Linked DNA regions of Mus musculus: region 1 is linked to region 2. A link is a loop called in an ENCODE intact Hi-C map of the cell type or tissue named here. Cell type or tissue: left cerebral cortex. All regions are shown on one strand. Links, peaks and the distances in the headings refer to the core of each region. The heading gives the core; the rest is flanking DNA. Region 1 overlaps 4933428C19Rik (RIKEN cDNA 4933428C19 gene). Region 2 has its middle 50 kb from the start of 4930509K18Rik.

Region 1 (16,714 bases), core at 4,296-12,295, 150 kb before region 2:
CAATAATCCTTTGGCTAAATTTGAAGTAGGTTTTGCTTGGAGATGGTAAAATGTAGATTAAATACTTAAGCACTCAAGACTAGATTGTCACCAAGGCTCTGCTGTGCCTTGCTTTATGATGGTGGGGATTAGCTTGTGTTCTGATCCATGTCTGAGGTGATGCTGGGTCCCCACCCTTCACGGGGTCAATTTGATTGTTGCAACACAGTCTGGCTGTATGCTAGTGTGAACTGTCCAATTTACTTTCTGCATCACCTCTAGATAACAGTGGTCTCACCCAGTGACACATGCACACGGACATGCCTGTAGCAAGGGTAGTTAAGACACTGGTCTCTCTCGTATTCTTAATAAGAATTAGAAATTAACATAAACTCTGAGTATGCAGTGACATGGAGAAGGGGCTTCAGAACAAGCAGAGCTTAATTCTAGAGCCATGGTTCTCAACCTTCCTTGTGCTGTGACCCTTTGATATAGTTCCTCATGTTGTGGTGACCCCGACTGTAAAATTATTTTGTTGCTACTCCATAACTGTGCTTTTGCTACTGTTATGAATCATAATGTAAAAATATGTGTTTTCTGATTGTCTTAGGGTGACCCCAGTGAAAGAGATGCTAGACCCCCATCAGGGGTGTGACCCGCAGGTCCTAGAGCCAGAGAGGGAGCCCTAAAGCCTTTGCTTAGTTACACACCAGGCATTGTGCTGAGGGTTTGACACAGATCGTTGTTTAAGTAAATGCTCTTTCAACATTCCAATGACCTAGATAATATCATAACCCCTCTTTCCAAGGCAAGACTGCCAAGGCTCCGTTACTTGCCCATGTCACTCAGCGAGAAAATGCAGAGCCAGGCTCCAAAGTGTCACACTCACCAGCTCAGGCTTCTGCTACTGTGTCATGTGTGTGTGTGTGTGTGTAATGAAGTTTTAAATTTTTATATATTAATTACACATATTCAATGTAACATTGTCGTCATATTATAGCATTTTCACACACATACAGAATGTATTTGGATTACATTCACCATTTCCTTCTCCTTCCCGCTGCCTTGTTTCTTCTCCTCACCTAGTCCACCTTCTACAGCTCTTGCCTTTGTGGGTGTGAACTCACTTCCACCCGGCTTGCTTACAGAAGCATGGGCAGCTCACCAGTGGCTATCCACTGAAGAAACTCTGACTACAGCAGCAACAACTGACTGCCAATTCTGTTTTTTCTTGGGGGCTCTCAGGAAGTTGAGAGATTTATGTGGCTGAAGTGTAGACTGAGGAATAGGAACATTATGATAGATTTGAGCCTGTGACCCTGAACTCTTGGGTCTACAGAACTGGGCTTGTGTGACATCTGTACCTTTCAGTTTACTGACACCCAAAACCTTCCAGTTGTCCCCAACTCCTTCTGGCTTTTTCTCACTTAAATCCAGATGGCCAGCGAATCCTGTTGCTCTCCCTGTCACATGTGATTGAGCTCATGTGGTAGCATGGTTATGAGTTAGTCTCTGCCATCAGGTTCCAGCTGGGTTCAAATTTCAGCCCTGCCACTTTCCTGCTGGGTGATTTTGGGCAAATTAATCAATCTCTCTGTGCTTCAGTTATTTTTATCTGTAAAATGGGGATGGTAATGTTGGTCATCACTTAACACTGTCCTTGGATTGAAGCATAGGGATTACTCACAATGCTTGGCAAATGTTCACTTTTAATGACGTTCATACCTTTTTCTTTCTTTTTTAGATAAAACCTCCCTCTTCCTAAACCTGGACAAAATGCAGCCCCGTACCCAGTCTCCTAGCCTCCTGTGTCTTGCTCTGTTAGGAGATGAAGGCATAGTCTGCTCGTCTTGTTCTGTTGATCAGGAACTTAGCTATCTATAGCAGCAATGCTCAACCTTTCCAATGATGCAACCCTTTGATACAGTTCCTCATGATGCAGTGATCCCCCAACTATAAGATTATTTTGTTTTGCTGATTCATAACAGTAATTTTGCTACTGTTATGAATTGTAGTATTTTCTGATGGTCTTAGGTGGTTCACCTCCTGCCCTTTCCCCAAGGGCTTGTGACCCATAGGTTGAGAAATGCTAATCTACAGCCTGGTGCTACTTCACTTCAAGCTGTTGTTCATGTCCTCTAGAACTGAGTCTTTATAGGGCCTCTAGCCAAATATACCATGTGAGGGAACAGCTCTCAGGGAGGCCCTTACTTCAGGGTCAGATGCATGTTTGGTGAGCTCTACAGTCATTTTTGCTTCAAGGCAGCTGGGTTCTTCCAACTCCCCCTAGGTCAAACCATTCACTAGAATTGTTCGCAGACCTCAAGAAAGTATTATCCCATTAAAAAAGCTTTGTTACAGAAAAAAGACACCAATTAAAGTCAGGCAAGGGGAGAGATGCTTAGGACGGAGTGTGGGTGTGGTCCCCATGTGCAAGTCCCAGTCTCCCTCTTCTTTCAGAGTCTTGGCCAGATAACCTCCCTATCACCACGAGTAGAAAGAATCAACCTTTGATGATCAGTCAAGCTCATAATCTCTAGCTACTCCTGGAAGGCAAGCTGATACTTTCAGTCATCAGTGTCCTTGGAGACCATAATTGATATCATGTGACTCCAAGGTTCCTATCACTTCTTGTTAGGTTGTCAATAGCCAAAGGCTCCGAATTAGACAAGACATTCCAGAAGCCCAGGAGCCTGGAGCAGAGGTCAGGCCTCTCTCTGAGGAAGGTTACTTCCTCACCGCTCAGCCTCCTTTTCCTTGGTCTCTTCATAGACAGCTCCTGCCGGAGATCAGTGTTGGGTGTCTTCCTTAATTGCTCACCCATCATCATCGTGTTTATTGGAGACAGGGCCTCTTGCTGAACCTGAAGCTCACGGATTCAGCTATTCTGTTTGGCCACTTAGCTCCAGGGATCCATCACCCCGTTCCCACTCTCCCCAGTTCCCTTATGGGCATCAGGCACATAGTGCTATACTAGGCTTTTCCATTGGTGTTGAGGATCTGAACTCTACTGACTATCTTCCCAAACCCTCCTCTGGCCTTTTGAAATATGTAGTACATTACCATTATCCATAGTCACTCCTCTATGATGTGATAACATGCCACTTATCTTTGAAATGCAATGAAAAGCTAGAGTAACTATGGAGCCGTGGGTGTTGGGGAAGAAGCTTACCAGGAACACTGTGGAGAGAGAGAGAGAGAGAGAGAGAGAGAGAGAGAGAGAGAGAGAGAGAGAGAGAGATTGAGATTAAAAGGCCTAGTTTTTGAACTAGGTCACTCATGGTCTTGGGCAATTTGGAGTTTTAACGTAGGTCTCTGTGTGCGGAGTGTCTTCTTTAGCTGGTTCTGTCTTGTGTGGATGGCACAGCCATCCTTTACTACCATTTGCGGGGCCGTGGGTGTGGGGAAAAGAGGGGAGTGGGAGAGAACCCGAGTCCCGCCAGAGTTCCAGTGTCTGGGTGGGCGGACGCGGGAGGACTATGCACGCTTTCTACGTGGCCCTGGGTGGACGTCTGGCTGTGTTAAGCCACTTACTCCACACGGCAGGTGGTGGACAAGGGGCATCCCCCGGTACCAGGTTCTCAGCCTCCGGCATCCCACGCTGAATACAGCAGAGGAGCTGAGAACAGAATAGGGGCCCCAGGGTGGCACTCGGCCCCAGTGATGAAGGGAGGAGAGGGCTAAAGAGAGCAAGGAAGGGCTAAGCAGCCCCTCTTATAGTGGGCTGGGCTATCAGGTAATTGTGGGGAGGAGCATACCTGGCTATAGTAAGGTAGCTGTGGGGGTAGAGTCTAGCCAGAATGCCAGAAGCTTGGAACATTGTCTGCATGACTGATAGTCACAGAATTATGGACAGGCACCTAATTCTGGGAATGTGGCTCGCCTTTCCATCCCTTGTAGATTTCTCTATTGGGTCACCGGACCAAGCCCCATTCAACCAAAATAGGCTGCCTATCACAGTCCCACAGGTAACCAGAACTATACAGTATTGGTACGTAAACGGGCACACAGGCCAATGGAACAGAGAAGAGAGGCAAGACGTAAACCCATGGAGTTTTGACAAGGCGCTAAGAATGCATGTTGGAGAGAGGACAGTCTTCAAAGTGCCTCGAGGGAAAAGTAGACATAGTACATGCAGAAGAACAAAATCAGGCTTCTATCTCTTCTTGCCAGTTACAAAACTCGATTTAAAATACATAAACTACTTACATGTAAGACCCAGACAGTGAAACTTCCAGAAGGCAAGGAGGTGAGTGCATCAGTCAGGACCTCACAACAGCTAAGTATTATTTTAGACAAAGACATGAAAGCAGAAACAAAACCAAACGTAGATACTGGGAGCAGCACAGGAGTCCCACAAGGAGAGCACCTACGGAACCACAGGAGATACTTAGAAACTGTTTACTTGACAAGAGAGTAACATCTAGAATATTTAAGCAATGCAACTCAACAGCGGAAACCCAAATACAATAACTCATAAAAATAAAAAAATGAGCTACTGACACTTGCATAGCTAGCACTTTGCCCATTGAGCAATCTCCTCACCCCTGAAAATGAACACTCTTAAGACAAAAAGTGAACAGAGCTGAGCTGAGTGAGTACCGTGTGGTTTAGATCTGCACTCTGGATCTGCTCTGTTACATTGTAGCTGTGTGACAGTCAGCAGAGTTACCTGATCTCAGAGCATCCTATTTCCCTGTCTGTGGACTGAAGCTAGCATTATTTCCAAAGTGGGAAAAGTGGGTGATGGACTTACTTGGTCATTTCTCCATGTAGACTTCCATGTAGTTGAGGGGCGGAACACTCACTCAGCATGCACTGGGCTTAGTTTAATCCTCAGCACCACAAACAAATGAACCCATGCAAATGACTAACAGTGTGGGAAAGATTACTTTGAAAGAGAATCAAGTGCTCTTAAGGCCACAGGGAATCATGTGATGTTACCATAGAGATTTGATTCATCTTCTTATAGGGAAACCAACTAGATGCATTACTTAGAGCAAGCCAAATAATTCTGAATTTACATATGTAATACTTGAAAAGACACCAAGCATTGAATCCAGAAAGAAGTTATATAAGCCTTAGCTAGTCGAGCTGTAATTATATTCATTTATTCTAGGCTAGCTATTCAGAGGAGTGATCTTCCTACACTGGAACTTTTAAGTGGGAATACACATCTTAAAACAAAATGGAGCATGTATTCAAAAAGAATTTTGTGGAAATGTTAGAAACAGCATTGCTCATAACAGACCGGACCCAACCCAGCCATTGCCCATCAGCTTCTGAATAACTAACCAAAGGGTGATCTATCCGTAATAGGGAATATTACTTAGCAATAAAAAAGAGTAGGCTATCCTAATGTACCCTATATGGATGGATTTTTAAAAACTATATTAAGGAAAAATTCTAAGCACTGCATATTACATAGTGTCATTTGTATGGCATTCTAGAAAAGGTCAACAGATATCAGAGAGCAAATGTTTGGTTGCCTGGGATCTGGGTGGAGGGGTGTATTGTTTACAAAGGAAGATAATTGGATATTTATTATGCTCAAACTAGTGAATGCTTTCACTGAGTGGTTACAAGATGACATGACTAGACACATTACCCAAATTTGTTAAGCTGTACAGTCAAAATGAGTAAATCTTATTATTTGTAACTTTTATCTAAATAAAACTGAAAGTTTCTTCTAGTTGTGCCAAAAGGAATAGGCATTGATCACTCCCCTCCTCATGCCTGTATTTTTGCCCCTGTATTTCCAGTGTCTTTTGTTCCCTATACTGGCTCTCATCATGGTTCCTTAGACTTACTTTTAGAGTAAAGGATTATCTCAAAAATCAGTTAAGTTATATATTCATAGGTCAGATTTTTGTTTGTTTTTGAGACAAGGTCTCTCTGTTATATAGACCTAGCCATTCTGGAACTCACTATGTAGACCAATCTGGCCTCAAACGCATGGAAATCTGCCTTCTTCTGTCTCCCAAGTGATAGGATTAAAGGAGTGCATTGCCATGCCTGATCAAAGGTCAGATTTTGATAGATAATATCATTAAAAATTCCCCCTTTGGAATACTCAATCATTGAAGCACAAACTTGTACAACTTTGGAAATCAATGTGAGGGTTTCTCAGAAAATTGGGAATAGATCTACCTTAAAACCCAGCTATACAACCCCTGGGCATATATCCAAAAGAAGATCAACCGTACCACAAGGACACTGCTCAACTATGTTCATAGCAACTTTATTTGTAATAGCCAGAAACTGGAAATAGCCTAGATGTCCTTCAACAGAAGAATGGATAAAGATAATTTACATAATGGAGTATTAGTCCAGTATTTTAAAAAAGGACATCATGAAATTTGCAGGCAAATAGGTAGAACTAGGAAATATTATCCTGAGTGAGGTAACCTAGAAAGACAGGCATGGTATGTACTCACTTATAAGTGGATATTAGTCATAAACTACAGGATGACCATGCTATAAACCACAGACACAAAGTTGCTAAGTAACAGGGAGAGTCCAAGGGGGCACACTTGAATCTCACTGAGAAGGAGATATATTAGATATGAGGGGCAGATGGAAGGAGGAGAGAGGGGTGGGGGTGAGGATGGGAAAAGGCCAGATGAGGTGGGGGAGGAGAGAGGAAGAAAATACTGGGAGAGGCAACTAGAATAGAGGCGAGGGTCATATCTGGGATGAGCTAAAAATTGAGGACTCCCAGAAATCTATGAGGGTGACCCTACCTAAGACTCCTAGCAATGGGGGATATGAAGCCTGAGCCAGCCATCTCCTGTAACCAGGCTAGTCTTCCAGTGGAGGGATAAGGAAACCAACCTAGCCACAAATCCTTAGACCCACAATTTTTCCTGCCTACAGCATATTCAGGGGTGGGGAATGGAACAGTATTTGAGGAAAGGGCCAACCAATGACTGGCCCAGCTTGAGACTTGTATCATGAGATGGAGCCCACTCTTGACATTATTGATGATATTCTGCCACACTTGTAGACAGGACTCTAGCGTAAATGTCATCAGAGTGGAGTTACCCAGCAACTGTTGGAAGCTGATGCCGAAACCTACAGCCAAAGATAGAGTGGGATTGGGGGAATCCTGTGGAAGAGGGAGTAGAAAGGATTGAGGGTGCCAGGGGCGTCAAGGACACCACAAGAAAACCTACAGAGTCAGCTAACCTGGGCCAATGGGGGCTCTTGGAGGCTGAACTGCCAACCCCTGTATGAATGGGACGGACTAGGCCCTCTACACAGTTGGGCAGCTAGGTCTTCATGCGGAACTCCTAAAGTGGAAGCAGGAGCTCTCTCTGACTACATTGCCTGCTTAAGACACACCTAGTCTTGCAGTGGCCTGATATGCCTGGGTCTGGTTGATGTCCATGGGACGCCTCCCTTTTGGGGAAGATGGGGAGGAGGTGTGGATGTGGGAAGATGAGGTGAGAGGGAAGCTGCTGATCAGGATGTAATGTGAATAAATATCTTAGTCAATTAAAAAAAATTGCCCTTCCAGTCTGGAGAGAAGGCTCAATGGTTACGAGCACTCTCCTGGATGACTCAAGTGTGATTCCTAGCCCTTGCATGGAAGATGATGATTTCCTGTAACTCCAGCTTCACAGGAACTGGTGCAGTTCTCTGCGCACACACGCACACACACGCACACACACACACACACACACGCACACGCACACGCACACGCACACACACATTCCTCTCTTGCTTATCTGTCTGCCCAGAGGAGCTGCCTTTGTGTCTTAGCCTCTCCCTCCCTGTCCAGTCCCTCAGCCCTGCCCCCCCCATCCAGTCTCGTTCCACTCCCCCCACCCCTTCAGCTCAGCTCGCAGCAGTGTGTTAACAACCTTGTTGGATAGAGAAAGAAAGTGGAGTTGAGAGAGGTTGAGTAACCAGGTTTCTCCATTAGCAAGGAGGCTTTTAAGGATAACCTGGTAGCAAGGAACAGAGTTAAGGTTCATATACAGGCCATGACTGCATGCTAGCATCTGTTTGTAAGGGAGGGAAGAGTGTCACCAGGTCCTCAAGGAGCATCCAGAAGGCCCAGATTTGGCATCGCATTTGAAAAACCAAAAGGAAAATCTGCAACTGTCTTAGGCAGGAATTTCGATCATCCCTCCCCCCTCCCAAGTCTCAATACCGAAATATCTTAACCTAATCTTATGTAGGAAATGCTTTGAGGCCTTGATGTTTCTTTTGTGGTTTAGTCAATAAAAATTAATTCTGTTGCAAAAAATAAAAGTCCTCCCTTCAGGGGAGGATTTTTCAGTCTCCATTAAAACTTTATCCAATTCATTTCCCCTGTCAGTGGAAAGAATGGGGGATCGATAGCGAAGACACACTTTCTGACGCAGCAGCAGCACCTTCTCCTTCGAGTAGCGCCCTCCAGGGACGCCGGCAGGCAGGTGTTTGAAGGGCTGAAGCATCAACAAAACAAATTAATCTCCTGCGTCCCCTTGGTCATAACTGACTGTGGTTTAAATCTATCTTGAGCCCTGCAAATAGCAGGTCAGATGATGGTTTGAATCTAGTTTGCAAAGAAAAAAAGAAGGATTACATAGGAAGCTGGGGCGGCGGGTGCCCCAGGCTGCCCAGGATCTCTTTGTAAGTTTCTCTTGTATCATCCTGAACATCCGCCCTCTTCACGCAGCAGCCCGGGCCTGACTGCTGAAGCGTGTGCGGCAGAGCAATGTCCAACTCTGGCAAACTCATGTCAGAATTTCTATAGTGAATTGAGCATCCATTCTAATGTGCTTTTGTTACGAGTAGGCGTGCGGGATGAGCAGACAGCTGGAATATTTCCTAAGTGCAAAGTTAAATCTGTGCTGTCATAGAGTGCCAGCTGCGACACCCTGCTGAGATGAAGGCCCTGCCAGTCTGTGTGCTTCCTGAGCAGGGCAGAGTCACAGTGCCCGTGCCCAGGGACGTAGCTCTCTGCCAGGCACATCGTCGACGCTCAGTTATAAATATGCTGGAACAGACGACAATCCATTTTTCCACCACCTAACTAAAGGCACAAGAGGCTGCCTATGAGCCTTGAGGGTCAAGGGAGAGACTGTGGGAGGCAAACCAAGCCGGAGGAGCACAGGCATCCTTCTGATGCAAAGACAGCCGTGTGGATCATCTGATGGTTATCAGGCAATGTTCAAGAGGATTCGGAAGCCTACATGCTCAGGAGGAGATTTTCTGAAATTTATAACACTATTTAGGCAGTGTTTTGGGGGAGGGTCCAATAGCTGAACTGCATTGATAGGCTACCCTTCCCCCTTTCGAACATTTAAGCATCTTAAGACATATTTTAATTTAAAAAAAATCATAAACTTGGTTTCATGAGATAACTTTTTTAAAAACCTAGAATTTACTGTATTTTCCAAAATAGTGGAACACTGACTTTCCCTGGAGCCTGATTATGTTAACGCACAGCAGGTCTGTCCCCAGTTGTGCGACTTAGAGAAATTCCAGTCCTATTTCCTGGGACAGTGAGCTCTGAGGTGCCCTGAGGCTGGTCGGCTTAGTTTTCCCTTGGCAAGGCAGCTGGAAACGTGGGTTCCAGTTTGCCCCATATTACATATTTCCCACCCCCTCAGCCTCCTCTCCCCTCCCAACTCCTGCCAGTCAGCCTTTGAAGAGCTTGAGTTTTTCTAAGTGTAACTCCACGTTCCCATCCACTTCCTGTGCGTTCTACCAGTATCTCATACCAAGAACAGCATCTACATCTAAACTCCCCATATCGTACTTAGGTACCCAGTGTCGTCCAACACTAACTGTAGTGGGGTCAGCATCAGGGACTTCTGACAACTTTCCCACCCTCCTCCAGGTGCTGATCATAGTCCCTGACTTTGCTGGTCCATTCTGTCTTTTTTAAACAGTTTTCACTCTTGAACAATCTCTGTTTTTTGTTTAAAAGCCCACTTGGCTCCTTACTGATGCTCACAGGTAAGCACTGGTCAAATGAGACTGGCATCTTCGGCGTGGGCCCACCTGGCCTGTGTGCCAGCACTAACTTCTTAGTCTCTGCCCACTGGCATGTCAGGCTTTGGCTGCTTCATGTTTGTTCCATCCAGATCTCACTTTACTCATGAGCTGCTTATCCCTGAACCCCAGGATAAGTGAGGTGTCCCTCTGGGAACTCCCTGGTCATGTCATCCTTCCCCATGGGTGCCACTTCACCTTGTAATGGTTGGACACAGGACTTAGGAAAGAAAGATCGGGCCTTGTTTAGTTTTTAGCATCCTCCTTGCATTGTAGACACATGGCTCACAGTAGAGTAGATTCACACAGGTCACACGCATACTAACCAAATATATTGGATGAATCTCCAAGGACTCTTGGGAGGAACTATGGACCTGCCATTCAACACTTAGCTCACACAACTTCCAAGAGCCAGTTAGGCACTCAGAAGCACCACATTGACAACTTAAAATTGGTATTGGCTGCTGATCAGGGCTCCCCACCCCTGCTTCCCACATGTTGCTGGGCAATCAGTTTGGAGAGTGCTCAACTATGTGCTGAACCCTGTGCTTACTACTTTATATATCCAATCTGATTTAACCCTCAGAGCAAGCAGGAGGAATGAGTAGAACGGCCACCAAGCAACACAGGACACAGCCAGGCAACGGATACTGCAGTTCCTATGTCTCATCCTCACGTTTTTTAAACAGTCCCCCAAGTTTTCAGCTGTCTCTCACTGTCTCCAGCCGAACAAAATCAAAACAAATAAAAACCACACACACCCTCCCCCCCCGCCCCCACCCCCCAAAAAGAAAAGCTATCGGTGATAATTTAGCGAAAGGCCAACCAGTCTTGAAAGGCTTTGGGTCCAGCTTCAAGGAATAACCAGGTTGTTTGTAAGAATTGAGTGTGTCAGCAGGAGTGACATTTTAAATTGAGGCAGTGATTTGATGATATAATGACAGAAATTGTTCTTCAATAGAACCTCCTTACTTGCTGGGGTAATGGGGGTCAATAATTGTATTCAGAGAAGGTGCCAGAACACCATCAAGCAAATGACTAGAGACCCTCTTCCCAGTATCCCTTAACACTACAGCTAACATTTGGTGATTTTAGGGGAACTTTAAGAATCCAGGATCTAAGTAATGGTCTGCCAAAGAAGAACAAAAGCTTTCTCTTCCACCTTCTCAGTTGCAGTGGCTGAGGACCCTGCTAATTGAACTGGCAAAAGACAGATTAATGAGAACAGGGTGTTTTGAGATGCATATGGGCCTCACAGAAATGGAATGAAACCCCAGGCAGCTACTTGGTCTTTGAGACTTACTAGTCATTTTAACGAGGGGGGAACAATTTTATGGGTATATGACAAGGCAGAGGAAAAGGTTTCCTGGCGTCCAAGGGCAGTGGCTGGTGGGAAGCTGAATACATGGGGGAAGGTACTGGAGGAGAAGGACTGTTTCAGCCATGTTAGTGACGCTGTGCCTTGCAGTGCCGCCTCTGGACAAACAGCCTAGAGTGGCTTTTCATTCTGCCTTCCCTGGCACGAGAGAGGCAGAGGGAGCAACACCTCACAAAGTGAAATCAGGCTCTACTTTTTGGCAAACAAGGGCAGCATAGGGAGCTTTTGTTGGTGTTGGTTGCTTCCAGCTCAAAGCAGTTTTTATGCGAAGGTGGCTGAGTGGTAGCACATTCTGATGCCTTCAGCTCATTTGCATGGCTCATTTTTTCCCTTTCTTTTATTGGATATTTTCTTTATTTACATTTCAAATGTTATCTCCTTTCTCCATTTCCCCTCCACAACCCCCCTATCCCATGCCCCCTCCCCCTGCTTCTATGAGGGTGTTCCCCCACCTACCCACCCACCCACTCTCGTCTCCCCATCCTGGCATTCCCCTACACTGGGGCATTAAGCTTTCTCAGGACCAAGGACCTCTTCTCCCATTGATGCCAGATAAGGCCATCTTCTGCTACATATGTGACTTTTCATATGTACTCTTTGGTTGGTGGTTTAGTTCCTGGGAGCTCTGGAGGGTCTGTTATTGTTGTTCTTCTTACAAGGCTTCAGACCTCCTCAGCTCCTTTAGTCCCTTCTCCAACTCCTCCATTGGGGTCCCTGTGCTCAGTCCAGTGGATGACTGAGAGCATCCACCTCTGTATATGTCAGGCTCTGGCAGAGCCTCTTCAGAGACAGCTATCTCAGGCTCCTGTCAGCAACCACTTATTGGCATCCACAATACTGTCTGGGTTTGGTGACTGTATAGGGATGGATCCCCAGGTGGGACAGTCTCTGGGTGGCCTTCCCTTCAGTCTTGGCTCCATACTTTGTCTCCGTATTTCCTCCTGTGAGTATTTTGTTCCCCCTTCTAAGAAGGACCAAAACATCCACACTTCGGTCTTCCTTCTCCTTGAGCTTCATGTGGTCTGTGAATTATATCTTGGGTATTCGGAGCTTCTGGGCTAATATCCACTTATCAGTGAGTGCATACAGTGTGTTCCTTTGTGATCGGGTTGCCTCACTCAGGATGATGTTTTCTAGTTCCATCCATTTGCATGGCTCCTTGGAGATGGTGGCTAAGCTAGGCGCTGTCACTGTTTCAGAGCTCCTGTGCTTACAGCCCAGACTTCATTACAGGAGCTGCTGCTTTGAAAGGCTCCCCACCCAGTGTCCATATCTTCATGTCATGCCTCCCACTCATTTTATATTTCTTTTGCCGAATCAGGTCCTTATCTCATCAAACCACTAGATCTCTGCCGGGTGTGGTGGTGCATGCCTTTAATCCCAGCACTCGGGAGGCAGAGGCAGGCGGATTTCTGAGTTCGAGGCAGCCTGGTCTACAGAGTGAGTTCCAGGACAGCCAAGGCTACACAGAGAAACCCTGTCTCAAAAACCAAACCAAACCAAACCAAACCAAAAAAAAAAAAAAAAAAACCCTCTAGATCTCAGCCACTCTAGTCTACATGCCCTCCCCTGCGTTGACTTGCTAACTTGCAGTTTGGAATCCATGATCTGTGTCTACTGTGGTGTCTTTACTGAGATCTCTGGATTCTGTTCCCCATTCTTCCTCTGCACTCACCCACTGTTCACATCTGCATCCTGGTGATGCTGGGGATGCTCGCATAACCTCTCCTGGAGATGCTGGGGATGCTCGCATAACCTCTCCTGGAGATGCTGGGGATGCTCGCATAACCTCTCCTGGTGATGCTGGGGCCATCTAAGGATCTGGGTTTGGACACAGTCTGAGGCTCCTAGTCCTCATTACCCATTTGTTTTCCTTGATATCTTCTCTCATTTCCCTGTGTTGCCTGCTTCTGGTATGTCTCTCTTGTGAGGCATATCCCCACACCTTTAGATCGCTCCAAGAAGGATGAACTCTTAGCTGTGGGCTCCCCTCTCACCTCTGAACTTCTCTCTACAGATGCACAGGTCTTTCCTCTTGCTGTCGTCTTAGAGAAAAACTTGCCTATTCCTCACGAAAGCTATTTCTTATACCCTCCTCTGTACTTAGTCCTTTTGTTTAAACACCGTTAAGTTATCTCACGTCTGTGCTTGAAACCTCCCAGATGTTTCTTTTTTTTTTTTTTTTCCATTTTTTATTAGGTATTTAACTCATTTACATTTCCAATGCTATACCAAAAGTCCCCCATATCCACCCACCCCCACTCCCCTGCCCACCCACTCCCCCTTTTTGGCCCTGGTATTCCCCTGTACTGGGGCAAATAAAGTTTGCAAGTCCAATGGGCCTCTCTTTCCAGTGATGGCCGACTAGGCCATCTTTTGATATATATGCAGCTAGAGTCAAGAGCTCCGGGGTACTGGTTAGCTCATAATGTTGTTCCACCTATAGGGTTGCAGATCCCTTTAGCTCCTTGGCTACTTTCTCTAGCTCCTCCATTGGGAGCCCTATGATCCATCCATTAGCTGACTGTGAGCATCCACTTCTGTGTTTGCTGGGCCCCGGCATAGTCTCACAAGAGACAGCTACATCTGCGTCCTTTCAATAAAATCTTGCTAGTGTGTGCAATGGTGTCAGCGTTTGGATGCTGATTATGGGGTGGATCCCTGGCTATGGCAGTCTCTACATGGTCCATCCTTTCATCTCAGCTCCAAACTCCGTCTCTGTAACTCCTTCCATGGGTGTTTTGTTCCCAAATCTAAGGAGGGGCATAGTGTCCACACTTCAGTCTTCATTCTCCTTGAGTTTCATGTGTTTAGCAAATTATATCTTATATCTTGGGTATCCTAGGTTTGGGGCTAATATCCACTTATCAGTGAATACATATTGTGTGAGGAAACCTCCCAGATGTTTCTAAAATGATCACTCTCTTTTTAGGATGCCCTGGGGAGCATTAAAGCAGAACCTTGCCCAGCTGCCATCTCCAGTTGTTCTGCATTCACGGGACGGGGCAAGATCTGGGCAGTATTAAAATCCACCCAGGTTACTCACTCCTTCTGTGCTTCATGCCACACTCTGATCCCTTAGTGACCATTGCCTCTCTTCTCCGATCTCCACAGGACTTTCCTCACACTTCGGCTTTTTTTTTTTTTTTTTTTTGGTTTGCTTTTTGGATTTTTCAAGACAGGGTTTCTCTGTATAGCTCTGGCTGTCCTGGAATTCACTTTGTAGACCTGGCTGGCCTCAAACTCAGAAATCCGCCTGCCTCTGCCTCCCGAGTGCTGGGATTAAAGGCATGTGCCACCACACCCGGCCACACTTCAGCTTTAATGTCACTATCAACCAGAGCTTGTTTTCTATCCCAGGATTCCATTTGTCACCTTTATCTTGGATACCAGGTTTTATGTTTGTCTGTTTCTTATCTATTTTCCTGCTGCAAAGCTGAAGGCTTCCTGGGGTCAAGGCCCATACTCTGTTTCTCACCACTGAGCTGCAGGGCCAGAGTCTGGCATACCACCATTCTCGAAGGATTTGACCACGCCTTCCTCCTTGTACATTGATTTTTCCCCCACTCTTTCCATGGCTTTCAGACTTTGCCTGGTTCGTCCTTTCTTTTAGTCTCTAAAACCATACTCAAAACACTCCTAACCCAAATCAAACGTGTAAATAAATCTCTTGGTGTCTTTCTTAAATTTAATCCTGTTTTCTTTTTTTAACTTTGAGAAATAGTTTAGCTTAAGGATGAGAAAGCTGGCTCTGAAGCCAGATTATCTAGATTCAAATCCGGCTGATTAGCGATCTTGAGTGAATGACTCCACAGTTTGTGTCTTAGTTTGCGCTTCCTTAAGGAGTTGGCTTGAGGGTTCAGTGAGGTGCTGGATGTCCACAGCAGACTGGACTTTCTAAATGCTTCGTAAGTATTAGCCATTATTACAACCTTGGATTCTTAATATCGTCTCTGATGGCTTCTGCTGTAGCCAACTTTCAGAGAGCCATTGTAAATCACTCTACACCCTGAAGTTCCACCCAACCTCACAGCCATATGCTACATCAGACTGCACTTGCTCATGCTGAGACCGGTCCACTACCAATCTCTCTACTGCTCTGTCTTCATCACCTGTCCTCAGTCTTCACCCTCTGTCTGCCCTGCTTTTGTCCCTGTGCCCATTTCTGTCCCCACGGGCTCTAGCTGCCTTGTCCTTAGCCCCCATCTCCTCAACCTTTCCACACTGATGGCTTACGGACAATCCCTTGAAGATGAAAACTCCCAGATCACCATTACCCAGACCCATCTCTTGAGCTAGAGGCCAGTGACGACAGACATCCCCAGGACCCCTCCGTCTGTATGTCCTATGTGGAGACCAGCTTAGACATGTCTAAAGCAGACTGTTAACTTTCCAACAAGAACTTCTCTCGTCTCTGTCTCTGTCAGTTTCACACCTCTAGTAGAGAGCTTTCATCTGAACCACAGAACAGCTCTCTGAGTGCTAAACAGATGGCTCAGGGAGTGAAGAACAAAAGTTAAATAAAGTGGGCTAGATACCTGCCAAAAGGAAGTGTGGAAGAGAACAGACTTACAGAGGGAGTTTGAGTCTAGCCTGGGCAACATGGAAGTCACTTAAAAAGCTTTAAAGTCTTCTTCCAGCCCTGTGTGTGTGTGTGTGTGTGTGTGTGTGTGTGTGTGTGTGTGTGTGTGCCACGGCCTGCATGTGAGTGGAGTTCAGAAGGTAACGTGCTTAGAGAGTTTTCTCTTTATACCACTTAGGTCCCAGAGGTCAAACCCAGACCCTCAGGATGAGAGACAAGGACCTTTCTTTGCCTATCAAGCCATCTTCCTGCTTCTTTTTTCACTCATTCGCCAAATGGATCCAGTTTAGGAAATCAACATCACAGAGGCTCATGTGAGAACTGATGATGTCTGATGGGGTATGGGAGCATCTACTGGGTCTCTCGCGGAGATGCTGAGGGTGGGGTGGGAATTTTGTGTAATGTAAGTTACAGTTCTAGTGAGCTGACTGGGGTAAGTAGTCTACAAGCACAGTTGTTGGCAACTGAAAGAGGGTGGGTTAACATAGGTTATAGTGACACAGAACCAGCAGAAAGTGCACAGGATGGAGTAGTACACTGAAGCAGGCTCTTCAAGTCCATTATAGAGGCGGTAAGAGACTAAATGCAATCCTACTGAAAGAGAAGGGGTGGGGGAGGTTTTAAACCCCAAGCAAGCTACAGAAGTAGTGGTGCACTGCTCCTTGGTTGGGGTGCTTGCTGGTAGGTGCTGACTGAGGCTGAGCTCCTACCCTTCCATGTATGGTCTTATAGTGCCAATAAATGGTGATCATTATTATGATGATGTAATAGAACGCAAAAGCACA
Region 2 (16,714 bases), core at 2,953-10,952:
AGGTGACCCCCACGGGACATTTGCTACCTAAGGGCTTTTTGAGGATGAACAGTACAAGTCACTACAGGTGACACACAAGTGACATTGGCAATAGAAAACAAGTCTATAGAGTGGGGAGATGTGGTGTGCTTGTAGGGCTTTGGATAGTCTGCATTTTCATTTCTAGGTCTTTCTGAAATGTGAAAATTGTAAGCCATGTGATGTTCACAGTGTCCTCTCTACTGGGTGCTCTTGTCAGACGGCAGTGTCAGTGAGTCAGTAAGAGAGAGAAAGCCAAAGCGGCTTTGTGTGCTAAGACGCCTGACAGCCATCCCTGCTCCAGGCGCACCTTCGGTTTTGTAGCTGAAAGAGTCAAATGATGGTCACTGCCCTTACTGAGATCTTAGGGTGTGCAATAATAGGCCTGGGGATTGTGTATTGAATTCCAAATGACAGAGGGATGCCCAGATCACAATTCAGCAGAAAACATTACATATCATTCCAAGCATTAATTTTTTTTCAAAAAAAAAAAGTTTAGCTTTAAATATCCAGTTACTTTCTGGACAGAAAAACCTTCTAATCATAAAACAGGAGGAAGGTGTTGTATATTCAATGTGGTGTATTTGCACAAGGATATTTGAGCTTACCTGTCTAAGTCAGAAGACTGGAGTGGCGCTCAGACACAAATGACTTTGAAAGAAAAAAGTCTCCAGCGATTCTGGAGATTCTGGTGTACAGCTGGAGTGGAACTTCTTGGAAGGTTTTTACTTCCGGAAGTTGTAGGAGGAGTCTGACTTCTACACGCTACCCACAGCATGTGCATGTCTGCACATACAGTTTAGACTAAACCTTGCCACCTTCCCTGATGCTTGTTTAGAAGCCTGTATGTGGCTTGGAGAAAAGAGAAGAGAAGATTAGTTGGGTCTTGTACTGGCTAGTTTTGTGTCAACTTGACACAGCTGGAGTATCACAGAGAAAGAAGCTTCAGTTGGGGAAATGCCTCCATGAGATCCAGCTGTAAGGCATTTTCTCAATTAGTGATTAAGGGGAAAAGGCCCCTTGTGGGTGGGACTATCCCTGGGCTGAGAGTCTTAGATTCTATAAGAGAGCAGGCTGAGCAAGCCAGGGGAAGCAAGCCAGGAAAGAACATCCCTCCATGGCTTCTGCATCAGCTCCTGCTTCCTGACCTGCTTGAGTTCCAGTCCTGACTTCCTTGGTGATGAACAGCAGTATGGAAGTGTAAGCTGAATAAACCCTTTCCTCCCCAACTTGCTTCTTGGTCATGATGTTTGTGCAGGAATAGAAACCCTGGCTAAAACAGGTCTCATGGTGGAAGGCTGGCTGATCACATGGGATCTAGCCATAGAAAAGCATAAGCAGTTAATTAGATAAATGAGTGATAGAGTATTTACTCCCGGGCTGAGATGAATGGTTCATACCAACTGAAATTGCCAGGTGAATTTGATTTTCTTCTAAGTGCTTTAAAGCACTGTCTTAGTCATGGTTTCTACTCCTGCACAAACATCATGACCAAGAAGCAAGTTGGGGAGGAAAGGGTTTATTTGGCTTACACTTCCATACTGCTGTTCATCACCAAAGGAAGTCAGGACTGGAATTCAAGCAGGTCAGGGAGCAGGAGCTGATGCAGAGGCCATGGAGGGATGTTCTTTACTGGCTTGCTTCCCCTGGCTTGCTCAGCCTGCTCTCTTATAGAACCCAAGATTAGCAGCCCAGAGATGGTCCCACCCACAAGGGGCCTTTCCCCCTTGATCACTGAGAAAATGCCTTACAGTTGGATCTCATGGAAGCATTTCCTCAACTGAAGCTCCTTTCTCTGTGATAACTCCAGCTGTGTCAAGTTGACACAAAACTAGCCAGTACAAACACCTTTCCCCTTTGGGAGGCTTATCTGGGAAGTTGACAACAAAGAAGCAGTAATATGAGGGCATGGGTAAAAGATGAGGACCAGGCTACATGGATTCCTAATGCATGGTGCACTAAGCTTTGGGATTTTACTTATAAAATGTTAAATTGAAAAATCTTTCTTTAGGTGCTTAGATGGGATTCTTTAGGCTATGACTGACTGCCTGGACTGCGTCCTCTGCACAAATAAGAGCAAATTGCATGGGAAGATAAATGCAATACACCAATAGCTTCAGGCAGGATCTAGAAAGCTGCCCTTCCTTAGACTTTCCAGCTTCAGAAACCAGTAAATTTCCTAGTAAGTTATATCACGTAACTATTTTGAACTGATATTTATGACCCTTAATGATGACTGATTTTCCTCAGTGACCAGCTAAATATATCAAGAAGTTTGGTTAGTTTTCTGGTAACCTCAATCCATTTAAAATGCTCAGTACCAGATTTGTTGTGAAGCTGGTGTTTCGCCCCTGTTTCAGCTTGGATGTGCTGTAGACAGGAAGGGTCCTGATCATTTCTCTCCTTTATCTTCCTATCCGATCATCTCCTTTTCCCACATCTTGTTACCTGAATGTCTACATCTCTGGGGTAGAGTCCAGGGAGACAGAATCAACCCGAAGGGCTTACTTTGATAAATCCACCTGGTCTCTTAGTTTGACAGGTACTCAAGTGTACAAGGGACAAGTGCTGTCACCCTTAGAAGTGCTTCATCCCTGTGGCTGATCTATCATTATCCTTCCTTCGATAAAGATCAACCAACCTGTATTCTAGATGTTTCTTCCCCCCAGCCTTGGAAATCTAGCCACATCTTCAGCTTCTCTCTGCCCTATGGGTATTCTTCTTGGGGACAACTAAGATGGCTCAATAATAACTTTCTCCTAGGAGAGATACATCTGGTCTGAAAGATGTGTACATCATTTCTGCAAGCAAGATGAGTCTTTAGTCTTTACTCTGCTGCTGCATTGGCTTTTATATAAAACCATATCATTGTGTGGCAGAGGCACATCCTGGACCTCTCTGGGACTAGGATAATGGGGAGAGGATTCTACACTTCTAACCTTATCCCCAGCGTGGGTGCATCAAGGAGACTCTAACACTATATCAACCGCTCATTCAAAGACCTCCTACTTTCCCTGGAGACTTGCTTGTCACAAAGATCCAGGATGGGACCCCATACTTCTCTTTGGGGAGTGGGGCCATGCAATCCTCAGTCACCCTTCAGATACTGCTGTTTTACTTCCATTGAGGAGGAACATCTCAAGGTTCCACATCTGATATGGTACCTCCTTTGAAATGTACTTCTCGTTGTCTTTGAACCTCAGCCAAATTTTCATTTAACATACTGTTCCATAGCTTGCTGTTTGGTCACTACGAGGATCCAGACAGATAAACAAACAAGGTGATAAGAAAATGCAGAATTACTAAGGTAATAGGAGAAGGCATTTTAGCCTACAATTGTCAGATTGAGAGGACAAGAAAGTCCAAAACTGTTTAAAATGGAGATTTCAGGTGGTTGTGATGAGTCAGCTGAGAGACAGGAACTGTTTGAGGCAGGGGTATTGTGTTTGTCCCGGTTTAAGGAGCAGACTCCAGCATGAGTAAGGACCACCCTGTGTATGAAGAACCTGTCTCGCTCCCATTGTGAGCACGCTTCCCTAGCTTGTGAGTTCCAGCTGTACCCTTCAGGTCTCTGAGATTAGTAAATCAAATACGGTGTTTCACTGTTTTGAATTGTCCTGGAACTTCATGCAAGAGCTCTAGGAATTCCTGCATCATCTGAAAGCCACTGATGCAGAGAGATCCTCCTGCCTCTGCCTCCAGAATACTGGGCTTAAAGATATATATCACCATATCCAACACAGAGCAGTTGCAAGTGATCCTGGGGTGTGTTATTAACTTTGGATGAAAAAGTTAGGATGTAAGAGATGTTTTCATCATAATATTGTGTCACGACAGCCCGCTGTGATTACTTCCACCCACCACCAATCCAATACCTCTTATACTGCAGGTATTTTTCAGACATTAACTCTACTATTCATACTACTTAGCAAGAGAGTTGATAGTATGCTGATGTCATTATGACTCAAGAGATTAAGTGACTTGCCCAACATCCATACTCAACTTTTAAACTATAGATAGACAGTTCAATATTGACTCCAAAGACAAAGTGTTAACTAGACCTCAAGGTAGACAGATCACAGATGTGTGTTTTCTGGAAATAAAAATGGCATTGTCATGAGGAAGGGGGTCATTTAGCATTATCTGAGAAGTGTGGCTGTACAGGTAGATAGATGGGTGCTACAGAGCTTCTCACTGAGTTCAGACTGAGCTTGCCCATATATCACGGTAATGGTTTCTGTGATGTCAATGGAATGTTCTCAGCCTGTGAAAGTCAATATGCTTAAGTAGCTTAAGTGGGGGGGGGGGGGGTTCCCATGTTGTGGTGGTTTGAATACACTTGACCCAGGGAGTGGCACTATTAGATGTGACTTTGTTGGAGGAAGTATCTCACTATGGTGGTGGGCTTTGAGGCTCCTAAGGTCAAGCTCCACCCAGTGCAAAAGAGACACTCCTCCTGGTTGCCTTCAGAAGAAAGTCTTCTGCTACTGCCTTTGAATATACTGCATGACAAGATCATGTTTCTTGTCATGATGAAAATGGACTGAACCTCTGAAACTGTAAGCCAGACCCAATTAAATGTTTTCTTTTGTAAGTGTTCCCTTGGTCATGGTGTCTCTTCACAGTGATGGAAAACCCTAACTAAGACACCTGCTGATTGTCATATGTCCTGCCCCTAAAATCTGAGGTATTTCTTCCCTTCCTGTCTCTTTTGGGGTCTCAGAGAACACTTGAACTCTAAGTTGACCTCAAGGATAAAATTCTGACACTGTGTTCCCCAGAGGGGATCAAAGTCCCACCAAAGATATTCCCCTGGGGTGTCTCTTTATGCAAAAGCCCTCACTAGGCAGGGTTGAGAAGTCAGTGCCACCTTGACTAGAGTCGGGGGAGGATGTTGGCTGGGTGGACCAGGACCAGGTGTTCCTGCTAAGTGAGCAAAAGGAGACTTCCTGTGGAGTCTCTCTAGTTCCAGCCACTGGAGGGTCTCATTAGCTATGCACACTAATGTTTCTTTAAGGATAGTGATATCCTCAGGGATGCAGAGCTGCAGAGACACTGGAAATGCTGGTGGGGTTTTCCAGCGTTCCCTGCATATAGTTTGAGTCCCCTCTTTCTCCCGGGGACATCTTAACAGTTTGTGTTCAGTTGTTTGTTTTCTTTTTTTGTTTTCCTAGAAACCCTGACAACAGGGCATTTATTAAGAGTGTGAACCCAGACATAAGTGTGTTAGAGAGAAGAGTGAATAAAGACAGAGGCTCAGAAAGAACACTCAGTGTGACAAGGAAGCCCACAAAATGCCCTAATTGAGAAAGAGCCTCCTCAGCACTTTCCACTCTAGAAATGCATCAAGCTGTCAGGGAACTTACAGCTTTCCACAGTCAAAGTCTCTGTCCCCTCTCTGCCCTCCTGCCCTTCCCTTCACACTAGCCCTAGGAAGGTTTTAAAGAGACACGTTGAAAGTGTTATCCCCTTCCCACAAGTCAGCCAATAGAATATTATAGCATGGTTTCCCTTTGGCTAATTAATACAAAGGCTCAAGCCATCTGTTTGAGATGGCCACTCTAATCTGAGCTTTAAGGTAAAACTCCATGATTGACTCTGGTGAGACATCTGCTGTGGTCACATAGGGCTAAGACACACTGGCTCCTCAGGCACACAGTTTGAGAAGGAGGTGTGTATAGGGGTTGTTGTAATTCCAGGGGTGGGATTTAGTGTTATTTAGCCAGCAAGCAGAGGTATAAAAATTTTTTTAAAAACTAAATAACAATCAGTAGAGAGCAGTATCATGTGGTGGGCCATCTTCCTGTTCAAAGTGTGACCCCAGTCTGTGATAGAAGTATGCATGACCATCGAGACTCATCTGAGAGAAGAACGGAGGCCTGTGGTGGAAGTAAAGCACATGGAAGTGGGCCTCTTTCTTCATCAGATATGCACTAAGGATCTGCTGCACATCTGGCTCTTGAAGGAGACACTCCACATCTGCCTTATTCAAGCCTATCCTGGAGATACCACTTGCACCTGAGATGGCACAGGTGATAACTATTGGAACAGAAGTCAAAGCCAGGCATTTTGTCTCTTCTCCACCAAAGTGGACTGTATAATCCCTTGTCCGATCTGATTTAAAAAAAAAAAAAAAGAAGAAGAAAGAAAGAAAAAGAAAGGAAAGGAAGAAAAGAAAGGAAAGAAAGAAAGAAAGAAAGAAAGAAAGGAAGGAAGGAAGGAAGGAAGGAAGACACCAGAAGAAGCTATCAACCATGTGTGTATATGCATGCACATGCATACATGTGTATGTCCTTACACAGACAGGCAGGCACACACACACACATCTTGACATTCATATACGATGGGGAATTCCAGGCAGCTAGAACTATGAATATAAAGGCCCTACTCTTGCTCGGAAAGTGTCTATACAATACATTGAGCATCTTAAGACAACTCAATAATGTGCACTAAAAAAGTTTGTTCTTAAAAAAAACAAACAAACAAAACACTCACTAAAATATATTGTCAAAGCTGCCCCTGCATTTAACAGTTTTTGGCATAGGCAAGCATTCACAATTTCTCTTATGTGACACTTGTCTGTCTTACACGGTTCCCTTTTCTCTTCTACTTTATCTCCAGGAACTTAGGAAATTCTCTTTTCTCCTTAATATATAAGACAGGGAGATGACTGGTGACATTTTGCAATATGTTTCAACAACTCGTAAGTTTAGGAAGTGATGATGTAACAGAATTATGTAAAGCCACTGAAATTCTTCCTCTCCCTTGTAGAATTCTGCCAACATTTTGTTTTCTGTGATGCTACAGAAATAATATGAAACGAACTTGGAATTTCCCTCCCTTTGGAGAAGTTGATACTTATGTCTATCTAGATGTTATCACATCCAAAATATTTTCTTATGGTTTGGGGTTAGAAGGAAGTAAAAGAATTGACTCCTCATAATTCTTGGAAAGTTCTGCGGTTGTAGGGAAATTCAGAGGTAAGCATAGTATTGAAGGTACCATGAGGGGGCATTTGTGAGGGAGCTGAGGAACTGGATCCCATATTAGTAACAGAGAATTGGGAGGTGTTAAATCAGAGAGCCAGATGCTGACCCAGCACTCCCCATCTTTGAGAACATGGGTTTTGCTGAGCAATGTGAAGTGCTGTGCTCAAGGAATGTTCATGAAGTCCTTAACCACTTGGCACAGTCCCACTTTCTCAGGCTCCCCTGAGGCCAGTTTCTAGGGATCACTGAAGTCCTTCAAGATTTTTTTTTTGTCCCCTATTCTCTCAGGCACAACCTTTGACTCAAAGCCTGGCCAAGGCAGAGCAGCTTGTGTTTGTGTCTTCAGGAAAGTAGCATCTTGGAAACACTTACTGTCCTCTATCTGACTTCCTACCTGGGTTTTCTGCATTAGGAATCTCTTTGTTAAGTGGAAAGTAAAACCACAGTGGACAGTTGAAGCCCGGCCTGAGCTTGGGATAGCCAGTCCTGCAGCCCCCGGCAACATAGGTAACAGTCCACATTCTTCTTTGCTTTTTGTTGGATAAACATTGACTTAATCAAGAAATAGTATTTTTTGATGAGCTGAGGGAGCCTCCACCCACTCCCACCCCCAGAACTTCACACAAGAGATCTCTGTAAGTGGGAAAGCAGCCTGGTTGAAAGGCTGAGTGATTTGGAGGGTTGGCATCCTTCTTACTTTTATCTGATTATAAAAATCCTCCCCGAAACTGCTTCAATAAAATGCAACTCCCTGTTTAGTCAGTGGCCATACATAGACAGGCCTGAAATAGGGATGTGTGAAACCCTGAAAATATGCATAAAGTGTGTGTGTGTGTGTGTGTGTGTGTGTGCGCGCGCGTGCACGCGCGCACGCGCGCGTGCGTGTGTGCGTGCGCATGTTTAGTGTAGTGTATGCGCATTTTCCAAGAAAAAAAAAGCTGCATTTTCCATTGAATTCTCAAAGAAGAATTCACACCCCAACACACCAGTTAAAGACCAGTGACGCAAAAGGACTGAATCATGGGTATATTTATTTTCATTTTGTTCCCCATTTATTTTATCTGACGTTTAAAAAAAAAAAAAGGTTGAGTCTGATTAACATGAGTAGTGTCACAAATATTGTAGTCCTTGGGGCCTTTTCTCTTCAAAACTTCCCAGATGGGCAGAACTGGGGAGTTACATCATGATAACACAAACACAGGGCTGTGAGTGATGAGATAGATGATCATCTACACACATGGTCTAGGACTGGCAAGGGGTGACAGGTGTATGCTTGCCCCTGGCTTCATCAGCATGCCTCACTAGGAACATGCAGACAAGACTTCAGAGTTCCAAGTCCCTCTGTTTCAGAGAAAACTGAAGTCAATGAGACTGGCATATTAGAGGAACATGGGAAGCTCCCACAATTGCCTTCACTGTGAGAACTTGCATAGCCCAGCCTTCCCCTGAAGTGTGCATGTACACAGGCCAGAGGGAAGCATCTGTGCCTTCCTTAGTTTCTCCCATTTACTTTTCCGAGACTATTTCTCTGTGAACCAAGAGCTTACTATACTGGTTGGCCAACAAACACCTGGGATCAGCCTGATACATTGTATCCCTTCTCCTGGCCTCATTTGAGTGTTTGTTTCCCCAGCCTCTCCCTTGAATATGCACATGTTCATATCTTATTTTTTTCACTAAAGCAGCAAATTCAAGATGACTGTACTTTGCAAAACCCCCTTGTTTCACCCAAATATTGGAGAAAAGAGATCACCTTGGCTCTTGAGCCCTTCCAGTAGAGCTGAGCTCATTCCTTCCAGCCTAGTGTCTCCATCTAATGAATGGACATCATTGCAGAAGATCAGAGGGAGAAAAACTGCAGAATTCCAGTATGTACACAGGGTTTCTCCAGGCTGAGGTGGGAAACAGGAAAACAGAGAATGGGTTCTTTCAGTAAGTCAGAAAGGAGGGCACTGAGAAGAAACCCAGAGGATGACTGCCAGCCTTTGCTTGATGACTGGGCATGGCGGTTTGAGTGAGGCTTGTCCCCCATAGTCTTGCACATGCCAAAGCTTGATCCCTGGTTTGTGATGTTGTTTTGAGGGGGAAGGGGAGTTGTAGAACCTTTAGGAGGTAGGGGCCTTGCTGGAGGAAATATGGGAGTGGGCTTTGAAAGTTCATATCCTCACCTCACTTCTAGTTTGCTCTCTGCTTTGTGTTTGCTGTTGAAGAGGTAATCTTTAAGCTCTCTGACCCAGCTGCCCGCTGCCATGGCTCCCCCATCATTCTGAACTCTCCCTCTGGAAGCATAAGCCCAAATTAACCCTCTCTTCTATAACTTGCCTTGATCATGGTATTTGATGATAGCAACAGAAAGTAACTAAGGAAGGACAAATCAATGAGACCTATTTGACCCATTTGGTGTCAGCTGTGATTGCCAGTTGGACACAATCTAGGATTACCCAAGAAGATAATCCCAGCCAGGAACTGTCTGTATTGGGTTGGCCTGTAGGCATATCTAGGAGTATTTTTGTCTAATTTTACTTCATATGTCTGAATGTTTTGCCTGCATGTATGTCTGTGCACCAAATGCACAGACTGTATTGTATCTAAGGAGGTCCAAAGAGAGCATAGAATTCCTTGGAACTGGAATTAGATATTAGCAGTCATGTAAGTGCTGGGAGTCAAATCAGGGTCTTCTGGAAGAGCAGCAAGTGCTTTTAACCATGGAACCAGTTCACTACCTCCTAGAGAGATTTTTAAAATTTTAATTAATGTGGGAAGATCCAGCCTACTGTGGGAAGAACCATTCCCTAGGCAAGGGGTCCTGAACTGTATAAGAGTAGAGAAGTCTAGCTATGGGCAAGCAAGCAAGAAAGCAGGCAGACATGTATGTGCTTATTTCCCTGATTTTGACTGTGCCTGGCTGTAGTTCCTTCCTTGACTTTCTTAACAATGATAGACTCTGCTGAAATTCTAAGATGAAATAAACCCCTTTCTTTTCTAGGTTGCTTTTTTTTTTCTTTTTTTCTTTTTGGCCAGGGTGCTTTTATCATGGCAACAGAAGTGAAATGAAAACACGTAGGATTTAAAACAGGTGTACAATTTCACATGAGAGTCTGACACTCCACAGAGAGGGTTTATCTGGAGATCAACTTATGAGTCAGCTTAATATAGCTTGGAAATCGGAGAAGGGGAGATTCTAAGAGCAGACCAGATCATAATACCAAATAGGTTAGGTATTTGAGGCTTGGTACTCAGTAACACACAAAAAACTATCATACCTAAAACTATAAATGTTCGACAAATTGTTACTTTGTAATAGCTTTTTCTTTGTCTCTTTTCCATATGACAATCTTCTCTTTATGTTGAAAATTGAATATGAAGGTCATACCTTAAGAGTAGTTTATCACTGTTTGACTATTCATATGCACACTAATACTATTATTGCTATCGTTATGTTTATTTTTTAAACTCTTTGGAGAAAATTGTTTCTTATTCCAGCAGTGGTTATCAATATGATCCTAAGCAGGCTCTGTGTAAATCTGCTCTCCTTGCCTTTGTCCTCTTCCCTAAAGTTATATTGATTATAGGGAACATATCACCTATAAAGCTGAGAAGACAATTCACATCAACCGAGATCAAATGACAAATGACTACTGGTAATAAAGTGACTCATGGGATGATGGGTGATACCAGGGAGACTGTGTACAACACTGTGACCTTAGACACATGTGCTAGATGTCCACACATAAGTGAAGTGCAGGTCACCTTCATTCTATATGAGGTTGCTTCAGCTGTGTTTTTGGAGAGATGTTGAAACTTAAGGGTGTCTATAATCTGAACACAGCTTAGTACAAAAGCAGGTATTATATTTGTGACTCTACATTTGGCTAAAGTAAGTGCTTTTTAAGTGCATGGGTTTGGTAGAAATGCTAATAGGACTATAGAGAATTGATTGACTAGCCCTGTTTGCAAAGAAAATTACACAAAAAGGTTTTTACTAGTCGATAAGACCAAGCTGCTTAAGAGTCTCATTCAATTGCCTTATAAGTGGACAGAGAAAAAGATCAAGTTGGCGTGTGTGTGTGTGTGTGTGTGTGTGTGTGTGTGTGTGTGTGTGTGTGAAGTAGCCACAAGGGATTAGGAGCACAAATAGCAAAAAGCAAAGCCAAAACAGAGCATAGATCTATGGCTGACTTTACACACAATGTTCAGACAGAGTCAGAAGGCTCTTATCCTTCACCATATTAGGCATTAAATTAGGGTGATGGCTGGCCCTTAGGAGGTGATTTGTCAAAGGACAGGTCTGTCCTCATTCCCTCCCTTTGGCTGGGGCCACTGGTTGTCACATCCCAGGGCCTCAACATCATCTGACTCCCTTTCTTTTGGTTCATGCCCAGCAAACTGCACACAAAGGCACTTTGCCTTCCTGTATGAATTCTACAAAAGAAACAACTCTCTGGCATGCTGACATGAATATTTTATGTTGATTAGCTGTTTTGTCTTTCTGGGTAATTAATGAAATAGTATTATCGCTTGTTTGCCGGTCTCTTTTGAGATGGCTAATTGAAACAGCTTGCTTTTCCTATGTAAATGCAAATCTTTTTTTTAAAAAATTATTTTTTCCATTAATCTATTTATTCACTTTACATCCTGATCATGGCCCCTCTCTCCTCCTAGTCTCCCCTCACACAGCTCCTCCCCTGCCCTCTCCCTTCCTCCTCTGTAAAGGGGGAGGCCCTCCTGGATAACAATCCACCCTGACACATCGAGTCACTGCAGGGCTAGGGCATCCTCTCCCACTGAGACCAAACAAGGCAGCCCAGTTAGAGGAGCAGGATCTACAGGCTGGCAACAGAGTCAGGGACAGTCTCTATTCCAGTTGTTGGGGGACCCACATGAAGACCAAGCTGTACATCTGCTACTTATGTGCTGGTGGGGGAGCTAGGTCCAGCCTATGTATGCTCTTTAGTTGATGGTTCAATCTCTGGAGCTCCCAAGGGTCCAGGTTAGTTGACTCTGTTGGTCTTCCTGTGGAGTCATCCTATCTTCTTCAGGTTCCTCAGTCCTTCCCTCAGCTCTTCCACAAGACTCCCTGAGTTCCATCTGATTTTTGGCTGTGAGTCTCTGCATCTCTTTCAGATACCCATGCTACAATCCAAAGACCCAAAGAAACTAAACAACAGAAGGACCCAAGGGAGGATGCTTGACTCTGTCCCAGAAGGGGCAGATAATGGAGGTAGGGAACTAGATGGAAGAGGGTCTGGGGACGAGAATAGGAAGGGGGCTCAAGTGTGGGGAAAGCTGTGGAGAGAGAACTGGGAGTGTGAATGAATATCAGGGTTGGGGGCATCTCTAGGACATGACAGAGACCTGGGATGGGGAGGGCGTGCTCCAATGAGTCTATGTGGGTGACTCTAGCTGAGACTCCTAGCAGTGGGAGATATGGAGTGTCCCTCTCCTGTGGCCAGGCAGGACTCCAGTGGAGGGATAAGGACATCAACTCTCCCACAAAAACCTTTGACTCAAAATTTGTCCTGCCTACTAGAAGTGCAGGGACAAAGATGGAGCAGAGACTGAGGGAATGGCCAACCAATGACTGCCCAACTTGAGTCCCATCCCATGGGCAAGAGCTGACCCCTGACACTATTAATGGTGTTCTGTTATGCTTGCAGAAAGGAGCCTAGCACAACTGTCCTATGAGAGGCTCCACCCAACAGATAACTGAAGCAAATCTGTTGAGGAAGACGAACAGCAGAAGCACTGTGCTCAGAAAACCCCACTGGAACTGCAGCTAACCTCCATGAGATAGGTGTTTTGTTTTGTTTTTCTGTTACAAAAAAAATGCTATGTATTGTTTCTCAAATCATATTCTCTTATCCTTGCTGCAGTCTAACTGTCAAGAATTTCACTAAATTGCCTGTAACTCATTTGTCCTTAAACAGACAAGGGACCTTATGAGGCTATGGGGCTTAAACTTTAGGCTTACCCAGAATGCACTGTAAAATTCCTGGCTCAGCTTCCCCCTAGAGACCCTGCATGAATAGATCCAGGTGGGAGCCACAGGCTGCATTGTTAGCATCATCTGATCTGATTGTATCATAGGCAATTGATGGCAATGAGCACTTTAGATTGTAATGCTGTTCATTCATGGTGCAAGGAGCTCTAAGGAGGAGCATTTTCCCTTCCTGAGAGCCACGGGTTCCTCTGCTGACCGGGAAACTTTGATGAAGCCACTGGGGATTAATACTGAAGAGGAAAGCTCCCAGGGGATGGTTGACACCTGGCCCGTCCTTCCTGCCACGGCCATTTTTGCAGCCATGAGAATGGAGGAGGTCCAGAGAAGGAAAGGAGTCAAAGAAATGTCAGTGGCCCTAGAAAGAGCTGGAAGACTTTCGGTAGAAAGATGAGCCTAGTGGCCATCTCCCACCGTGGGGTGAGACAGTTTAGCCTGCCTGGCTCAGCTAACTCCTTTGCACAGAAGCACTTTGAGGGTTTAAAGGGTTATTTAATCTGGCAAGGAACAGAGACTCCCTGGAGCTATCTCAAATCATCACTGCACTGCAATGTAGATGTGTGCATAACAATAGGGTTCTTTCTCTTGTCTTAGAGACCAACATAGTGATACTTCCCGTTCATAGCTAGTGCAGGGAATCACTATTGACTAAGATATGGCAGTCTAATCCAAAGAAGCACGGGCACTAGATCTGGGGTTATTGCAGTCTGGTCGGGTTCTTCCTTAATGTTAAGATACAGAATCAGAGTTAGGGGAATGAGTCACCAGAGTGAGTGTCTTAGGGCAAAAGCTAGGACTAAAAGTAGGTCTCCTGATGTCAGTGCCCAGTGCTCACTGCCCAGAGCCCCAAGAGCCTCTGAATCAGCAGAGCAGTTTAGATATGACAGACTGATAACCTCTTAGGTATATGAGTAACAGACGGCTGCTTTGCATTTGGTCTTGCCCAGTTAACTCCAGATGATTCCTCCCTCTCTTATGTAACCCATTTGTAGTGTGTGTGTGCTCCTGTGTGTGTGTGTGTGTGTGTGTGTGTGTGTGTGTGTGTGCCTGTGTGCCTGTGTGCCTGTGTGCCTGAGTCTGCACCCGTGTCTGTGTTTATGCCTGTCTGTGTCTCTGTGTGTGTGTGTATGTATGTGTCTGTGCCTGTGTCTGTGTCTGTATCTATATCTATGTCTGTGCCTGTGGCTGTGCATATGTCTGTGTGCATATGTGTGTGCCTGTGTGTGTGTGTGTGCCTGTGTGCCTGTGTGCCTGAGTCTGCACCTGTGTCTGTGTTTATGCCTGTCTGTGTCTCTGTGTGTGTATGTATGTATGTGTCTGTGCCTGTGTCTATGTCTGCATCTAGGTCTGTGCCTGTGTCTGTACATATGTCTGTGTGCATGTGCTTGTGTGTGTGTGTGTGTGTGTGTGCCTGTGTGCCTGAGTCTGCACCTGTGCCTGTATTTATGCCTGTCTGTGTCTCTTTGTATGTATGTATGTGTCTGTGTCTCTGTGTGTGTATATGTATGTATGTGTCTGTATCTGTATCTATGTCTGTGCCTGTGGCTGTGCATATGTCTGTGTGCACATGTATGTGCCTGTGTGTGTGTGTGTGTGTGTGTGCCTGTGTAAATCTGTGTCTGTCTATGTCTGCCTGTGCCTGTTTCTGTGTCTGTGCATATATCTGTGTGCATATGTGTGTGCCTGTGTGTGTGTGTACCTGTGTGCCTGTGTAAATCTGTCTGTCTGTGTTTGCCTGTGCCTGTTTCTGTGTCTGTGCATGTGCCTGTGTGCCTGTGTGTGTGTGTGCCTGTGTGCCTGTGTAAATCTGTCTGTCTGTGTTTGCATGTGCCTGTTTCTGTGTCTGTGCATATGTCTGTGTGCATGTGTGTATGCCTGAGTGTATGTGTGTGTGTGCCTGTGTAAATCTGTGTCTGTCTATGTCTGCCTGTGCCTGTTTCTGTATCTGTGCATGTGTCTATGTCTGTCTCTGTGTCTGTGTGCCTGTGCCTGCACATGTGTCTGTGTATGCCTCTGTGTGTCTATGTCTCCGTATCTGTGCCTGTGTCTGCATCTGCGTCTGTGTCTACATCTGTGTCTTTGTCTGTGCCTGGGTCTTTGTCTGTGTCTGTGTCTATGGCTGTGTCTGTCTGTTTTCTGTTGTTATTCTTACCAGTAATCCTTGCTAGGCAGTGTTTCTCCTAAACTAAGTACAATTACCATCTGGTGATTCAAAGATAGCACTGAAATTTCCGACAAAAGCTTTGTATGTAGGCCAGGTGGACTGGAAAATTCTCATCACTTGGAAGAGAAGTTTCTGGATCATGATGTCTAATACTTTCTGCTGTGGGTGAGGAAAATAAAATAATACATGCTGAGTTTCTCACAATAGCCTAGGTAGCAAGGAAGAGCCCCTTGTCTACACAGAATCTTCATGGATTGGTCCTTATTGCACATTCCTGCAGGAGAAGCATCAGGACCCCTGAGGCTACCAAGTGGCAGACAGAGAGCAGTGCACCATCCATAAATGGGTCCTCCCTTATGCCTCTCCCAATGCTACACACTTAGTTCCCCACACAAAGAAGGCTCCCCCATCAGTATGTGCCTGTTTCTGTTTCTGTGTCTGAGTCACTGTTCTATTGCTGTGAAGAGACAACATGACCAAGGCAACTTTTATTTTGTTTGTTTGTTTGTTTTGTTTTCTAAGACAGAGTTTCTTTATGTAACCTGGATGTCCTGGAACTAGCTCTATAGACCAGGCTGGCCTTGAACTCATAGGGATCCCCTGTCTCTGCTTCCTGAGTACTGAGTACTGAGTACTGCCAGGCTCAAGACAACTTTTATAAAAGAAAACATTTAATTGGGGGCTTGCTCACAATTGCTCATAGGTTTAATCCATCATAATCATAGCAGTAGATGAGAGTTATATAATGATCCACAGGTAGACGGGAGAGATAGATAGATAGATAGATAGATAGATAGATAGATAGATAGATAGATACATAGGTAGATAGATTGAGTGAGTGAGTGAGTGAGTGAGTGAGTGAGTGAGTGAGTGAGTGAGTGACAAAGTGTGTGAGAGAGAGCTAGGCCTGATACGAGCTTTTGAAACCTCAAGGCCCACCTCCAGTGACACACTTCCTCCAACAAGCCCATACCTCCTAACCTTTATAATCCTCTCAAACAGTTCTACTTTCTGGTGACCAAGCATTTAAATATATGAGCCTATGGGGACCATTCTTATTCAAATCACTGTAATATACTACTGTACTAAGCCAGAATCTCGCTTCAGTCAGGTCCACAGAACAGTGCCCAGGGCTTGCAGCTTGTAGGGCATGCCTGCTCATTGCCCTCAGCTGCATCTTTCTGCACCATTTCTGGTTGAACATCTCTTACCCAGGATGCTTCTACAGCCAGAGGGAACTTCACAGCGGACAGCCAATGTGAGGGTCTCCTGCCAGGACTGGAGTGAATACCCAGGACCCCAGTCTTTTCCATTTATTGTCTGTGTCAGTGTTAGGCTGTCTCAGAGAAGAGCTCAGCACATGCCAGGAACGTTGCAGAGTAGCTGGATGGAGATGGGGATCGGCCATGGCTCTGAAGGTGTCAAGGTGCCAGCCAGAGGGTGAGGGTGCCAGGACTTTTTATTCCTAATTGGCCTGATGGTTCTCTCTCTCTCTCTCTCTCTCTCTCTCTCTCTCTCTCTCTCTCTCTCTCTCTCTCTCTCTCT

The links. Peaks named below come from ENCODE experiments on the same cell type or tissue, not always from the same donor. Only the 100,000 strongest peaks of a DNase experiment are listed, where the experiment ranks them.
Region 1: a loop joins it to region 2, with 2.6 times the contacts of the local background. A loop is called at or near these places in 3 of 42 quality-filtered maps.

What each region holds. Positions count from the first base shown.
Region 1 is chr4:40,501,774-40,518,487 of GRCm38, reverse strand. The region is part of intron 3 of 4933428C19Rik (RIKEN cDNA 4933428C19 gene); the gene reads left to right. Among named protein-coding and RNA genes, the nearest start is that of 4933428C19Rik, 15 kb to the left of the region's middle. In left cerebral cortex, for the core only: a CTCF peak has its summit at 8,490; DNase peaks (open chromatin) are centred at 5,044, 8,791, 9,559 and 11,570; H3K27ac peaks cover 1,791 bases.
Region 2 is chr4:40,354,488-40,371,201 of GRCm38, reverse strand. No RefSeq gene overlaps it. Among named protein-coding and RNA genes, the nearest start is that of 4930509K18Rik, 50 kb to the right of the region's middle. In left cerebral cortex, for the core only: no CTCF peak of the experiment used is centred there; DNase peaks (open chromatin) are centred at 6,797, 7,088 and 7,758; H3K27ac peaks cover 610 bases.